2 separate regions of the Homo sapiens genome follow, and region 2 is linked to region 1. A link is a loop called in an ENCODE intact Hi-C map of the cell type or tissue named here. Cell type or tissue: ascending aorta. All regions are shown on one strand. Region 1 has its middle 91 kb from the start of ARSJ. Region 2 overlaps ANK2 (ankyrin 2).

Region 1 (8,000 bases):
TGTCATCTATAATATTTTCAGCAGTATGTTCTACTCCTCATTGTGGAAGTCTTTCACCTCCTGGGTTAAATGTAATACCAGGTATTTTATTTTTGCATGTGGTTACTGTAAGTGGTTTTGTGTTCTTGATTTGGTTCTCAGCTTGAACATTATTGTTGTATAGACATGCTACTGATTTTTATCCATTGAGTTTGTATCCTGAAACACTGCCAAATTCATTTATCAGGGCTGGGAGTCTTTTGGCAGAATCTTTAGGGTTTTATGGATAAAGAATCATATTGTCAGTGACGAGAGATAATTTGATTTCCTCTTTTTGTATTTAGATGCCTTTTATTTGTATTGCCTGCCTGATTGCTCTGGCTTAGCTCTTCGATACTAAGTTGAATACTATTATGTAATGAGTGGAAAATCTTGTCTTTTCCCAGTACTTATGGAGAATGCTGCCAGCTTTTGCCCATTCAGTATGATGTTGGCTGTGGGTTTTTCATAGATCATTCTTACTATTTTTAGATTTGTTTCTTCAATGCCTAGATTGTTGAAGGTTTTTATTATGAAAGGATTTTGGATTTGTCAAATGCTTTCTTGCATCTATTGAATGATTATATGGTTTTAGTTTTTAATTTGTTTTATATGGTGAGTCACATTTACTGATTTGCCTATGTTGAACCATCCTTGCATCCCAGAAATAAAGCTGGCTTGTGGTGATTTAACTTTTTGATATGTTACTGGATTAAGTTTGCTAGTATTTTGTTGAGGATATTTGCATCTATGTTCATCAGAGGATTGACCTATAGTTTTCTTTTTTGTTGTGTCTCTGCCATATTTTGGTATCAGGATGATACTGGTTTCACAGAATGAGGTTGGGAGAAGTTTCTCCCCCTTTATCCTAGTTTCAGTAGGATTGTTTCCAGTTCTTCCTTGTACATCTGGTAGAATTTGGCTATTAATCCATATGGTCCAGGGCTATTTTGCTTAGTAGGTTACTTATTACCAATTCAATTTCATTAATAGTTATTAGTCTGTTCAGAATTTAATTTTCTTCTTGGTTCTATCTTAGGAAGTGGTATGTTTCCAGGAATTTATCCATTTCCTCTAGAATTTCTAGTTTGTGTGCATAGACATGTTCATAGTAGTCTCTGAGGATCTTTTGTATTTCTGTGTGATTTGTTGTGATGTCACATTTGTCATTTCTGATTGTGCTTATTTGGATCTCTTGTCTTTTTTTCTTTGTTAATACAGCCAGCGGTCTATCAATCTTGTTTATCCGTTCAAAAGGCAACCAACTTTTTATTTTATTGAAACTTTGTATGATTCTATTGGTCTGAATTTCATTTAGTTCTGCTCAGACTTTAGTTATTTCTTTTCTTCTGCTAGGTTTGGGGTTAGTTTGCTCTTGTTTTCCTACTTTCTTCAGATATGAGGTTAGGTTGTTAATTTGAGATCTTTCTATCTTTTGATGTAGGCATTTTTAGCACTATAAGCTTTCCTCTTAACACTGCTTTTGCTGCATTCCAGGGGTTTTGGTATGTTGTGCCTCTATTTTCATTTGATTCAAAGAATTTTTACATTTCTGCCTTAATTTTGTTGTTTACCAAAAAGTCACTCAGAAACAACTTGTTTAGTTTCCATGTATTTGTGTGGCTGCAAGAGCTACTCTTGGTATTGATTTCTATTTTTATTCCCTGTGGTCTTACAAGATGGTTGTTATGATTTCAATATTTTAAAATTTATTAAGACTTGCTTTATGACTGAGCAGGTGGTAATCTTAAAGTATGTTCCATGTGCAGATAAGAATAATATGTATTCTGTGGTTGTTGGGTGGGATAGTCTGTAGATTTCTATTAGATCCAATTGGTCAAGTCTTGAATTTAAGCCCAGAATTTTTTGTTAGTTTTCTGCCTCAGTGATCTGTCTAATGCTGTCAGTGAGGTTTTGAAGTTCCCCACTATTATTGTGTAACTGTCTAAATCTTTTCTTACGTCTGGAAGTCATTGTTTTAGAAGTCTAGGCCCTCCAAATTTGAGTCTATATATATTTAGGATAATTAAGTCTTCTTGTTGAGTTGAACATTTTATCATTATGTAATGCCTTCTTGTTTTCTTTTCTCCTGTTGTTGGTTTAAAGTCTACTTTATCTAATATAAGAAAAGTGGCCACTCCTCCTTTCTGTTTTCCATTTGTGTGATAGATCTGTCTCTATCCCTTTGCTTTGAGCCTGGGGGTGTCATTACATGTAAAATGGGTCTCTTGAACACAAGAGAAGGATGGATCTTGTTTTTTTTTATCCAATTTGCCAATCTATGTCATTTAAGTGGAGCATTTAGGTAATTCATGTTCAAGGTTAATAGTGATATGTGAGCTTTTTTTCTTGTGGTATTTTTTACCAGTTGCTTTGTAGTTTTTATTGTGTAGTTGTTTTATAGAGTCTGTAGGCTATGTTCTTATGTGTACTTTTGTGGTAACATATATTGTTCTTTCATTTCCATGTTTAGAACTCCCTTAAAAACCTCTTACAGGGCCTCATGGTAATGAATTCCCTCAGTGATTGCTTGGCTAAGAAAGATTTTATTTTTCCTTCATTTATGAAGCTTAGTTTGGAGGAATAGAAAATTCCTGGTTGGAATTTCCTTTTTTAAGATTGCTAAAAATGGTACACTAATAAAGTTCTACTGAGAAATCTGCTGTTAATCTGATGGGTTTCTTTTTATAGGTAATATTACCTTTTTCTCTAGCTGCCTTTAAGATTTTTTCTTTCTCATTGACCTTTGATAGTCTGATGACTGTGCCTTGGGGATAGTAATTTTGTACAGTATCTCACAGGAGTTTTCTGGATTTCTTGTATCTACGTGTCAACCTCTAGCAAGATTGGGGAAAGTTTCATGAATTATATCCTCAAACATGTTTTCAATTTGCTTACTTTCCTCTTCGCTCTCAGGAATTCCAATAAGTTATAGATTTGGTCACTTTACATAATCCCATATTCCTTTAAAGCTTTGTTCATAATTTTAAATTCTTCATTCTTTGGTTTTGCCTGATTGGGTTGATTTGAAGGATCTGTCTTCAAAGTCTGAAATTCTTTCTTCTGTTTGGTTTAGTATGTTATTAAAGCTTCCAATTGTATTTTGAAATTTCTGTAGTGAAATTTTCAATTCTCTAAGTTCTGTTTGGTTCTTTCTTAATATAGCTATGTTGTCTTTCAATTTTTTGATCATTTTTCTGCCTTCTTTGTGTTGGATTTCAATTTTCTCTTAGATCTCATTGAGTTTCTTTGCCATCCACATCCTGAATTCTATACCAGTCATTTCAGACATTTCATTCCAGATAGGATGAATTACTTGAGAACTATCCTTTGGAGATGATGAAACAATCTGGCTTTTTGTGTTGCTGGAATTCTTGCACTGGTTTCTTCTCATCTGAGATAACTGATTTTTTTTTTTTTGATTTGCTATCGCTTGTAAGGAGCTTCTTGATTTTTAATTCTTTTTTCCCTTGAGGGTATTACTGTGGTGTGTGCTGTGTATAATTTATTGGCTTCATTTCTGGGTGCTTTCATGGTGTCAAGGCTCTGTACATGTTCCTTGGTTGCAGATAGGTTTGTGCTATGGTTTTCTCAGACATTGCCTGTGGTAGCAGCGTAACTTTGTATGGTGATGTAATTCAGGGTTCTTCCAGTAGATGGCATTTAGGAGTAAGAAATAGCATGTAGGGGCAGGAAAAGAGGCAATAGAGATGCATTAAAAAAAAAAAACCCTCCCTCAATCATGAGGTCAGGAGATCGAGACCATTTTGGCTAACACGGTGAAACCCCGTCTCTACTAAAAATACAAAAATTTAACCGGACGTGATGGTGGGCGCCTGTAGTCCCAGCTACTTGGGGAGGCTGAGGCAGGAGAATGGCGTGAACCTGGGAGGCGGAGCTTGGAGTGAGCCGAGATTGCCCCACTACACTCCAGCCTGGGCAACACAGCAAGATTCTGTCTCAACAAAAAAAAACAACAACAACCCTCCCCCAGTACACATTCACCTTCAGTGGGGTGGAGCTGCTGCAGAAGCCTGAGAAGAGGTCACTTTCAGCTCATGCTTCTCAGTCCTGATGGGAAGATCTGCTGCCAAGTCCACAGTGGTGCACTGAGTAGAGACGACCACCTCTCCGCATCCATTCCTAAGCTTTGATTATACCACCTTCAGCAGCTGGTGCCACAGATAATATTTTTATAAAATTCACAGAGAGACATCAGGCTTCCTGCTTTGGCCCTCATGGGTCTCTATATAGAAGAACTCTACCAGCAGGTATATTCAACCAAGTGGTCATTATTTGTATGATCTAGGACCACGTCAATCCAAGAGCAAACTCCAGATGGCTGAGCCAGAACTGAATTTGAATACACTATGCCCCCACTTTTGGCCAAGTTGTACCTGAAAGGTACATGACCAGGCCAATCTGGGGTTGCAGTTAGGGGAAAGAAAGATGCATCATACCCTGGAAAGGACAGGTTGAAATTCCAAATTTTCAAAATTCATTTATAGCACCCTCCTTTCCTTCTTCTTTATTATTACCCAGTATGTTTGTTTCCTAAGACTGCTATAACAAATGGTCATACACTTGGTGGCTTAAATCAGCAGAAATTTATTCTTTCCTTGATCTGATGGCCAGAAGTACAAAATAGACAGGGACATGCTCTCTCTGAAGTGTTAAGGAAGAATCTTTCCTTGACTCTTCCAGTTTCTGGTGGCTCCTGGAATTCCCTGACTTATGGCAACATAACTCCAATTTCTGCCTTCATCTTCACATGGGCTTCTGTGTGTCTCTCTATGTCCAAATCTCCCTGTGTTTTCTTTTATATATATATTTTTATTATACTTTAAGTTCTAGGGTACGTATTCACAACGTGCAGGCTTGTTGCATATGTATACATGTGCCATGTTGGTGTGCTGCACCAATTAATTCGTCATTTACATCAGGTATATCTCCTAACGCTATCCCTCCCACCACCCCCCACCCCACAACAGGCCCTGGTGGGTGATGTTCCCCTTCCTGTGTCCAAGTGTTCTCATTGTTCAATTCCCACCTATGAGTGAGAACATGTGGTGGTTGGTTTTTTGTCCTTGCGACAGTTTGCTGAGAATGATGGTTTCCAGCTTCATCCATGTCCCCACAAAGGACAGGAACACATCCTTTGTTATGGCTGCATAGTATTCCATGGTGTATATGTGCCACATTTTCTTAATCCAGTCTATCATTGTTGGACATTTGGCTTGGTTCCAAGTCTTTCCTATTGTGAATAGTGCCACAATAAACATATGTGTGCATGTATCTTTATAGCAGCATGATTTATATTCCTTTAGGTATATACCCAGTAATGGGATGGCTGGGTCAAATGGTATTTCTATTTCTAGATCCCTGAGGAATCGCCATACTGACTTCCACAATGGTTGAACTAGTTTACAGTCCCACCAACAGTGTAAAAGTGTTCCTATTTCTCCACATCCTCTCCAGCACCTGTTGTTTCCTGACTTTTTAAGGATTGCCATTCTAACTGGTGTGAGATGGTATCTCATTGTGGTTTTGATTTGCATTTCTCTGATGGCCAGTGATGATGAGCATTTTTTCATGTGTCTGTTGGCTACATAAATGTCTTCTTTTGAGAAGTGTCTGTTCATATCCTTCTCCCACTTTTTGATGGGGTTTTTTGTTTTTTTTTTTTGTGAATTTGTTTGAGTTCTTTGTAGATTCTGGATATTAGCCCTTTGTCAGAGGAGTAGATTGCAAAAATTTTCTCCCATTCTGTAGGTTGCCTGTTCACTCTGATGGTAGTTTCTTTTGCTGTGCAGAAGCTCTTTAGTTTAATTAGATCCCATTTGTCAATTTTGGCTTTTGTTGCCATTGCTTTTGGTGTTTTAGACATGAAGTCCTTCCTCATACCTATGTCCTGAATGGTATTGCCTAGGTTTTCTTCTAGGGTTTTTAATGGTTTTAGGTCTAACGTTTAAGTCTTTAATCCATCTTGAATTAATTTTGGTATAAGGTGTAAGGAAGGGATCCAGTTTCAGCTTTCTACATATGGCCAGCCAGTTTTCCCAGCACCATTTGTTAAATAGGGAATCCTTTCCCCATTTCTTGTTTTTGTCTGGTTTGTCAAAGATCAGATAGTTGTAGATGTGTGGTATTATTTCTGAGGGCTCTGTTCTGTTTCATTGGTCTATATCTCTGTTTTGATACCAGTACCATGCTGTTTTGGTTGCTGTAGGCTTGTAGTATAGTTTGAAGTCAGGTAGCATGATGCCTCCAGCTTTGTTCTTTTGGCTTAGGATTGACTTGGCAATGCAGGCTCTTTTTTGGTTCCATATGAACTTTAAAGTAGTTTTTTTCAATTAAGTGAAGAAAGTCATTGGTAGCTTGATGGGGATGGCATTGAATCTATAAATTACCTTGGGCAGTATGGCCATTTTCACAATATTGATTCTTCCTATCCATGAGCATGGAATGTTCTTCCATTTCTTTGTATCCTCTTTTATTTTGTTGAGCAGTGGTTTGTAGTTCTCCTTGAAGAGGTCCTTCACATCCCTTCTAAGTTGGATTCCTAGGTATTTTATTCTCTTTGAAGCAATTGTGAATGGGAGTTCACTCATGATTTGGTTCTCTGCTTGTCTGTTATTGATGTATAAGAATGCTTGTGATTTTTGCGCATTGATATTGTATCCTGAGACTTTGCTGAAGTTGCTTATCAGGTTAAAGAGATTTTGGGCTGAGACAATGGGGTTTTCTAGATATGCAATCAAGTCATCTGCAAACAGGGACAATTTGACTTCCTCTTTTCCTAATTGAATACCCTTTATTTCTTTCTCCTGCCTGATTGCCCTGGCCAGAACTTCCAACACTATGATGAATAGGAATGGTGAGAGAGGGCATCCCTATCTTGTGCCAGTTTTCAAAAGGAATGCTTCCAGTTTTTGCCCATTCAGTATGATATTGGCTGTGGGTTTGTCGTAGATAGCTCTTATTATTTTGAGATATGTCCCATCAATACCTAATTTATTGAGAGTTTTTAGCGTGAAGCGTTGTTGAATTTTGTCAAAGGCCTTTTCTGCATCTATTGAGATAATCATGTGGTTTTTGTCTTTGGTTCTGTTTATATGCTGGATTGCATTTATTGATTTGCGTATGTTGGACCAGCCTTGCAGCCCAGGGATGAAGCCCACTTGATCATGGTGGATAAGCTTTTTGATGTGCTGCTGGATTTGGTTTGCCAGTATTTTATTGAGGATTTTTGCATCGGTGTTCATCAGGGATATTGGTCTAAAATTCTTTGAATTTAGGGCCAACCTCAAATCCAGGATGAATTCATCCCAAGATCCATAACTAAGTACATCAGCATAGATGGTTTTTCTTAGTAAGGGTACATTCTGAGGTCCCAGATATACATGAATTTTAGGGGAGCACAATTCAACCTACTATACACCCAAGTAATGATTAAGGGAAAATAACTACTTTCAGGTGACAGCCACATTGAGTGACCAATCTTACAAGATGTGTGAACCAGAAGAGGTGACAGAGGGTAAAATCAGAAATTATTTCAGTAGATTTTTGAGGAGGCCAGTTAAACACTCAACAGTATTAGTTTGGTTTAACAGTTAGTGAGGCACAGGCATTTAGGGGAATCTTTGTGAACTGAGAGCCCTGTTGAGCTGGTTACTTTATTTTAGAAGTCTGAATAAGCGATAAAGCTTCTCTCAAAAGGATAATTGTCACTTTTAAATGTAAAGCTGAGACGATGCTGGAGCCAAGCCAGCTGTGTTCTTGGCTATTTTATTTTCATTGCATTTTACAAGAGAGATAGACTGGGCTCTTCCTACAGTCAGAGTCCAAGTTGACCCATCCCAAAGTGAAGACTATTAGATTAAAGTCACAAGGCCTTCACTGGCCAGGCATTCAATTTCAGTAAGATTCCATGGCAAGCTAATAGCTGCTTGTCAAAAGGAGATTTCCCAAGAGCCTATGAC
Region 2 (8,000 bases), 690 kb after region 1:
TTCATCCAGAAGTTGCTGCTGTACCAGTGCCATGTGAGTTCTGTAGCACAGCCTAGACGAGGTCTGAGTTCTGATCAACAGCCAGGAAAAACTGGCACAATGCGTATGTGTATTTTTTGTGGATATCATGATTCAGTTTTTTCTGCACATCATAAAGGCAGCTGAGGTGTCCATAGCCACCTCCAGTCAAGCCCAGACCCTGCCCACAATGCTCTGTAGCAGCTGTGGAGGACCTGCTGCTAATGGGGGCATAGCCATTCAGTAGGGGAGTTTGAGTGACTCTCTCCAATTCTGTAGTCAGTTTTGACAGGTAAGAAAAAAAGAACACCTCAAAATAGAGAGTGTGGGGGAAGAAAAAGGAATGGAAACCAGAACCGAGTTATAAGGGCCTGTGATGGTTGATAATGAGTGTCAACTTTATTGGATTGAAGGATGCAAAGTATTGATCTTGGGTGTGTCTGTGAGAGTGTTGACAAAGGAGATTAACATTAGAGTCTGTGGGCTGGGAAAGGCAGGGACACCCTCAATCTGGATGGGCACCATCTAATCCAGCTGCCAGCATGGCCAGAATATAAAGCAGACAGAAAAATGTGAAAAGACTAGACTGGCTTAGCCTCCCAGACTACATCTTTCTCCCACACTGGATGCTTCCTGCCCTCAAACATTGGACTCTAAGTTCTTCAGCTTTGGGACTCGGACTGGCTTCCTTCCTCCTCAGCTTGCAGACAGCCTATAGTGGGACCTTGAGATCATGTGATTTAATACTCCTTAATAAACTCCCCGTATACATATCTATCCTATTAGTTCTGTCCTTCTAGAGAACCCTGACTAATACAGGGCCCACTGAAGAAACAGAAAGAGATCCTGAAGAGTCCTTCCTCCAAATGGGAAGTGAATCGAAGGGCTTAACTGACAACATCCCTGTGATTCTCATTATAATAGGAAAAGATTTAACTGTATTTTCTAACCTACAGGGGTAAGCTAATGCCTTTAACACCTACCCCGAGGCTGACTCCTACACAAAGAGGCAGAGGGTCACAAACAGGGATCCACAATGAACGGACATCAAGGATACTTGCACAACAGGGGCTCTTCTACACTAAGGAGTGACAGACAGGCCAGGGCTGGCTGACCTTCCCTGCCTGGAGCAGTGAGATGCATCCAAGGCTAGTAGCAGTGTCTCCTATTTTACTGATGAGGAAATTGTCATCCAGTCGATAAACCTTTACAAAGTCATGGAAGGGGGCTAGACAGAGCTGGACTGATTCCAATCCAGGTCTTACTGTAAGATAACACACTTACCAATTTGTCACATTGCCTCATGGAAACATTCCATGAACTGAACAACTGAATGTCTCCAGTGACTGAAGACATCTCTTGAAATATTACATGTGCCACTGCCAAATGTCTCTGTTTACCATAGATAATAGCTCCATCCAAAGTCTATCCATATGCACTATTTACTTCATACTGTGGAACTAATTTAAAGCCAGGGAGTACTTTTGTTTTTCCCAGAAGGCCTGAGTATAACCCAATAGGAGTATTTTAATTTGTGTTCAGGACATCGCCCCCTCCATCCCCACCGCACAGATATCTAAAAGATTTTCTTACTTTGGTGATTCAGTCTATGATTGTAATTCTAGCTTCAATTAGATTAGAAAGAGAAATGATACCTTAAATGAAGGAAGGAGCATATAGTTTTTAAGCAGAGGTGGCAACCAAAGACATAGACTTTGAAATATTTTCTTTTAGAGCATGATGAAAGCAAGCAGTTCATTTTTATTCTGTTATTCAGGAGAACCTCGTAGTGATTTTGGTTCTCACTAGACCTACGTTTAACTTCTCTTTATCTGATTTATTCATTTGCCTGACTACTTGCCCACACCCAGACTCTCCATGCTTACAGAAATCAAGTGACTCCACGAGCAAACTAATTTCAAATTCAATTCAAGCCTGTTTCCGAGTGCTTATATGTCACTTTCACCTCTTCATGACTAATACAAATGATTTATGAGTGGTGCATAATCTTCTCTCAGTCTGGAAGTTTCCCCCACCCTACCTTTAAATATACTTCTGTAAAACGGCATATGACTCACTGAAGTTCTTTTACAAAAATGGGTTTTGCACAGCAAATAATTAAACATGAGAAGACATTGAATCTTCTCTGATGCTTTGATTTCCTTAATCAAACCCAAAGTAACACAAGCCCAGAGTTCCTGTAAGTAGAAAGTACAGCACATTAAACAAATGAGAAGGAGAGAGATGATCACACAGACACTCCTACTTTGGAATTATTTTTAACTGTTTTCTTTGAAAAATGTCAAGCATAATTGGTATTTTAAGTTCAGAAGACCTGTAAATCAACCAAGGATAGAAATCAGATCCAGTGAGCTTCCTGTCTCATACCAGATAAGATTTAAATAAAACCTACTCAATTTCTAAATCATGTCTTTTTTGTTTTGTTTTTACTGTAAAAAATATTAAAGCAACAGTAAAGGGATTTTTCAAAAAATGAAACAAAACTCTCCACACACAACTGATTTTGATTTTCCATAGTCCTACCCTGTCTTTATTTATATTAATATATCCATTTAATTTTAAATTCTCAGGCTCTAAGACAGAAAGAAAACTCCAGAGCCAACTGCTGTTCCCAAAGACAGAAAGTATTTAGTGACAGCCATGGCCTCATGGGAGAGAACCAAACCAGTCTTGCTGTGCTGCCAATCCCACTTACCCTTTCTCATCCCCTGCAAGTCCCCAAATTCCTATTTTCTTTCATTTAGTAGTGATCCAAAACAAAAATCCTCATTTTCTTCTTTTGCATAACAAGAACAATAAGAATTTCTTGAGGGCAGAGGCAAAATCTATTTATCCCAGTGCTTAATCCAGTGCCAGGCATATAGCATATTCAGCGACTAAATAAAAACCATAAGAAAAAAAGCAATTTGTGTCTTTCTGTTGGTTTCAAGTCTAGCTCAACTTTTTAAAACCTCTTATTCTCCTGAAATCACAGATTCATGATAAAGAAGAACAAATCACCGTTGCCACATTTAACACTTGTACATTTTATTTAATTAAATCAGCCATTGTACACATTGCAGCTATGTATTGTTAGTGTTGTATTTTTTTTTCCATTAACTAATACATGCCCTCATAGATATATTCAATTAGTGTTATCACCATGGGAACAAGATGCTGATTCGTCAACTGAAAATTCACTTCTTCTCACAGTATTCAAGTTTTTGATAACACAGCAAAAATCAAAATCAAAAAAAGGTGAATAACCATTATGTTGTTACACAGACATCATCTGCACTGCAAATAACACAACAGAAATGCTTTTCTTGAGCTCCAGTGAAGGTTTTGACAAGAAGGCCATAGGGTGTCTCAAAAAGTTTCACCATCGGCCTCTCTTATTTTGGCTGCCAAAGAATGTCTCATTTCCTATCCAACTGCCAAAAAGTGCTAGCATTTGAGGCTTAGGAGATTTGGCTTGTGGGAAACCTCCCTCCCAGGAAATTTTTTCTCTTGGCAACATTACTTTAAATGATGAAGTGCCATTGTTTGTCGCATTTGTTTTTGACATTCGGAGCAATGAGTCATTTTTGCACAACAGGAAAAGACCAGATAATTGGAAAATGTTCAATCCCTGGAGGATAGACTCTGTCCTTTTTTATTTAAATTTCATCTTCATTGAATATACTTTTCTTTAACAAATGACTGATTCAAAATGTATACTGTTTATATGAATATATTTGTGAATATATATATGTTAAAATGCTACACAGCTTCAACCACTAGAGGAATAAGGAAGAGGACATGGAAATTACTCAGATTGTTACAGTCCCTTCTTTGAGACAAACAAACAGAAGTGCACAAATGCACTTAAGAGTTTCCAAGGGAGTGTGGATTTCAAATAAATAAACCAAAAATTTTAACCAAAACCAAATTTTCAAGGATTTCTCAATCTTGTCTGCAAGCTGAAAAACAGACCTAGCTGGAAAGTGAAAAGTGCTCACTCAGGGTAAAAAGAATGGAAACAATTAATGTGATTAGAAGAGGGGTTTGACCGTGGTCTTGATTTTTAAACGCCACATGCAGGTATTAGAGAAGATATAAACCTGAAGAAAAAAAAGAAAGAAAGAAAAAAAAAAAGAAACCACTCCAACATACTGAAGGAGTTTAACCTTTTATGTAGTGGGTAAATCTTGTTTCCAATGAATTATCTACAGTGCAGTGGCCAGAAGAAAGTACCACTGTAAGACAGCGTGGTTTGCTAAAGCAGCAATGAAAACTGGAAAACTACAGTAGTTATAGCTTTTAAAATACCCTGCCAACTTGTCCAAGATCTAAAGACCTGAAGATGCTAGAATGCCACACAATGTAGCTGCCAGCAACTGAATACCCCATCGGTTCATTCTGCGTGGCCTCTGCTCCCTTCTCCCCTCCCTCAGAGTGGCTGTTGGAGTCCTAAGCCATGGCTGGCCAGCACCAGCAATAACTTCTCAGGACAGTTCTGCAAGGCTACTGACCCACCTTTAACTGGGAGCAGTGGCTACTCTGGAAGTTCTAAGGACATAATAGGTTTGAAGTGCTTCTTTTGCAGTAAAACTGTATTATCACTCGATTGTGTTAGCAATATCTTAATTAACCATTGTTCAGCAATTTCTAGAGGCCTTTTATTCTGATGCCCAGTGTAGTTACAATAGGCAGTGGTTTTAATTTTAATATGTTGTTCATCTGAGCATTTCAGCTATATACATTGTACATAGATATTCCTTGGAAGGATTCCTACATAGTGTCACTTGAAGAGGTCTGCAGGTGAAGTTCTTCTGATCAATGGATTTTCATGGATCTTGTGCAGAAGCAAAGAACAATGGAGGTGGCCAGTTCCCAGGTTAGCACAGACACAACAAAGTATTGGATACAGCATCCAGTATGAAGGATGCCATCTTTGGTCACAAATTAGCTTTATAGTTAAAGAGGATGGGGGAAAACTAAAGCAAAATGCCGTATATTTGCTAACAGTGGAAATGTCGGGGTATCCCATTAATTAGGCCAGTTAGGTCACTCCCCTACTGAAACAGGAAGCTGCATATTGAGTGAATGTGTGGTTTCTGGTGTGAGAACTGGGCAGCCCCTCACTTGGCCTCTTGCTTCAAGTCCTCCTTGCAGAAATGCCGAAGGAGCTGCTGGAGATCGCGCTGGAGGTCGTCCTGGTCTAGTGCTTCTGGTACATCCTCCAGGTGCTCCAAGTCAATGCGTTTTCCATGCTGGTCCTTCACCACAGCCCTCTTCTGTGTGATGGCTTTACTCATTGTTGTCCTGGAGAAAAGCAGACAAGAGAGAATTACGCTCTTTTCACTGCCAGAGGGCAGCTGTTAGGAATGAAGGTGACCATTACACTGAGTACCTAATGTCTTACCTTTAGATGTTTCCACAGCAAACTATTAGCATAACAAACTATAGACATCTTTTTGTGTCTTTCTTTTAAACATGGCTCCCCTCTCTCAAACGATTCATGAGATTTTTTTAAAATGTGTTTTGGAACAAGGAGTATTTTTTAAATCTTTAAGAAAAATTTAAAATAAATGAAACCATGCTTTAATTTGATCTTCTCAAAAACTAACCATAAAATCATTCATGGTTTGATTAAGTAGCCCTTACTTAATAGAGTTTGGTTAATTCTGAAATAGTACCACAAGTACCTTTTGACAGGCTAAAAAAACCTTTTTTTAATTTATTTGAAACACCTTGGCTGCCAGCTTAAACCTTACAGTCATACCCTGACCCAAACTTCCCAAAATTATGTTTTCAGAGAAGTTTTTTATGAGGCATATGTCTTTAAAAACTAAAATATTAGTCTATCAATATATAAGAAGGTGGCTCCCAACAAAAGATGAAGATCTGCCCAGGTCTCTAAGGCTTCATATGGAGATGGTGGGGGAGGAAGGGGAAAAGAGAAAAGCCATTGAGAGACAACTGCTTCCTCCGGATTCTCCAAGCCTCACATATGTTGCTCATTTTGTGTATTTCTTGCCATTTAACAGTCTGTTGTTTACTTGCCTCCCTTATAAGACTGGTGGTTACTTGAGAAAAGGAACTATAACACCTTTTCTTGAGACGGAGTCTCGTTCTGTCACCCAGGCTGGAGTGCATTGGTGCGATCTTGGCTCACTGCAACCTCTGCCTCCCGGGTTCAAGCGATTCTCTGGCCTCAGCCTCCTGAGTAGCTGGGACTACAGGTGTGTGCCACCACACCCAGCTAATTTTTGGTATCTTTAGTAGAGACAGGGTTTTGTCATGTTGGCCAAGCTGGTCTCGAACTCCTGAGCTCAGATGATCTGTCCACCTTGGCCTCCCAAAGTGTTGGGATTACAGGTGTGAGCCACCACATTGGGCCAGGAGCTATAACTTTTGTATAGTCATATTAATTTTAAGTCATACTAATATTTTCCTGTAACTGTACTTAAAAGTAATTTGCTCATTCTCAATTCTTTTCACTATATATTCTTCTTTTTTTTTTTAGAGTAAAGTAAAAGCAAGTTTATTAGGAAAGCAAAGGAATAAAAAATGGCTACTCCATAGGCAGAGCAGCCTTTTTCACTATACACTTCCAAATGCGGGTCCTCATTCCACAAGTATTTGACGAATGTGTTGTATGGGCCAGACACTAGTATAACAAATAAAGAAATTGAATCTCCGAGAATTTAAGCAATAGTCCAAACAAAAAATAACAGAATTAGCACACAGTGGGACCAAGAGTCAAAGATTCCAGAGCCTGAGTCCATAACCATACACTATGCATCTACACTTAAAACCGCCATAGGAAATGATCAGTTTTTGTAGCTTTACCCAGCATTTTCCTTATGTTTTCATTGTTCAGAAGTTGGAAGTTCTGCCATCATCCAATACCTCTATGCATTTGTTACGATCATCCTGATTTTTAAAAATAACTTACTTCAGCTAAAATACTTTCAGCTTTTTTTTGGACATCCTTGTTTCCTTCTTCCTTCTTCCCTTATGTTCTTCTACTCCCCTTTTTCCTTTAATACTATATGAATTGTTCTGCATCTGGAAGCAAACTTAAATTTGTTCTTGCTGATGAAAAGGTCAAATTTGATTCCAATGATTGAAATCTGATGTTTTCCTAAATACGCGGCAGCCATTTTTTTTTTCTTCAAAAAGGCACTTTTCTGACTATTTCTGCTAAAAGCTAGTAGAAGCCTTTATAGCATTGATGCCAGGGGTTAAGCCTCCATTATAGGACATTTCGTGATATTCTGTGTAGGCAAATGTAGGCCAATGTGTTTCTGAATATGCACATGTATATGATATCTTTAACAATGTATAAAATAAATGTTGTACATCATAAATAGAGTTCTGTAACTAACTAGCTTCCATAACTAACTAGCTGTGGAAACTCTATGGAGTTGTCTATATTCCTGGCTTCAAATTCACCAGCTGTAATTGAGAACTTTGGATTAATTGATCTCTAAATCTATTCCTGTTTGAAGAGCCCATGATGTTAGTGCATGCGTGGATTATGTGGTTTCATCTGAATAATTGAATAAAAGACTTAAAAGTTGAGAGTATAAAAGGCATTTTATCCTTAATTCATGTAGCATTTTTTAAGTTCTGAGAGAGCAATTACACTCTTTTAAATTCCTAGCTGCTGCTCTTTTCCCATTTGATTGGTGGGTGGAATTGTGACAGAACCTTTAATTTTGCTGTTCTAATTATTATGTTCTAAAGGCTTAAAATAGTTCTGTAGCATACTCTGAATGACAATCTTTCTCCCTTTTCAATGAAGTGAGAAGCACAATTGTAACTTGGATTTCCATTGTGTCTTTTCACCGAGAAGCTGAGCACATTTTATTAATCTCAATACTTACAGTGCTGTTAGAGGACCAGTGAGAAGCCAGAGTAGATCTGTGGAACAGTGCCCAAGTTTATACATCAAATCCATAACAGAGACCTGGGCAGACCAGTGTGCCTCA

What was found. Hi-C counts contacts between places; a loop is a spot of excess contacts. Peaks named below come from ENCODE experiments on the same cell type or tissue, not always from the same donor. Only the 100,000 strongest peaks of a DNase experiment are listed, where the experiment ranks them.
Region 2: a loop joins it to region 1, with 2.4 times the contacts of the local background. A loop is called at or near these places in 49 of 110 quality-filtered maps.

What each region holds. Positions count from the first base shown.
Region 1 is chr4:114,066,875-114,074,874 of GRCh38, reverse strand. No RefSeq gene overlaps it. Among named protein-coding and RNA genes, the nearest start is that of ARSJ, 91 kb to the right of the region's middle. In ascending aorta, a CTCF peak has its summit at 3,668 (motif pointing right); no DNase peak of the experiment used is centred here.
Region 2 is chr4:113,378,782-113,386,781 of GRCh38, reverse strand. ANK2 (ankyrin 2) reads right to left here. Exons shown (of 46, transcript NM_001148.6): 46 at 3,046-5,325. The coding sequence ends at 5,311. Among named protein-coding and RNA genes, the nearest start is that of MIR8082, 230 kb to the right of the region's middle. RefSeq lists an enhancer at 575-1,304. In ascending aorta, no CTCF peak of the experiment used is centred here; a DNase peak (open chromatin) is centred at 3,441; H3K27ac peaks cover 2,649 bases.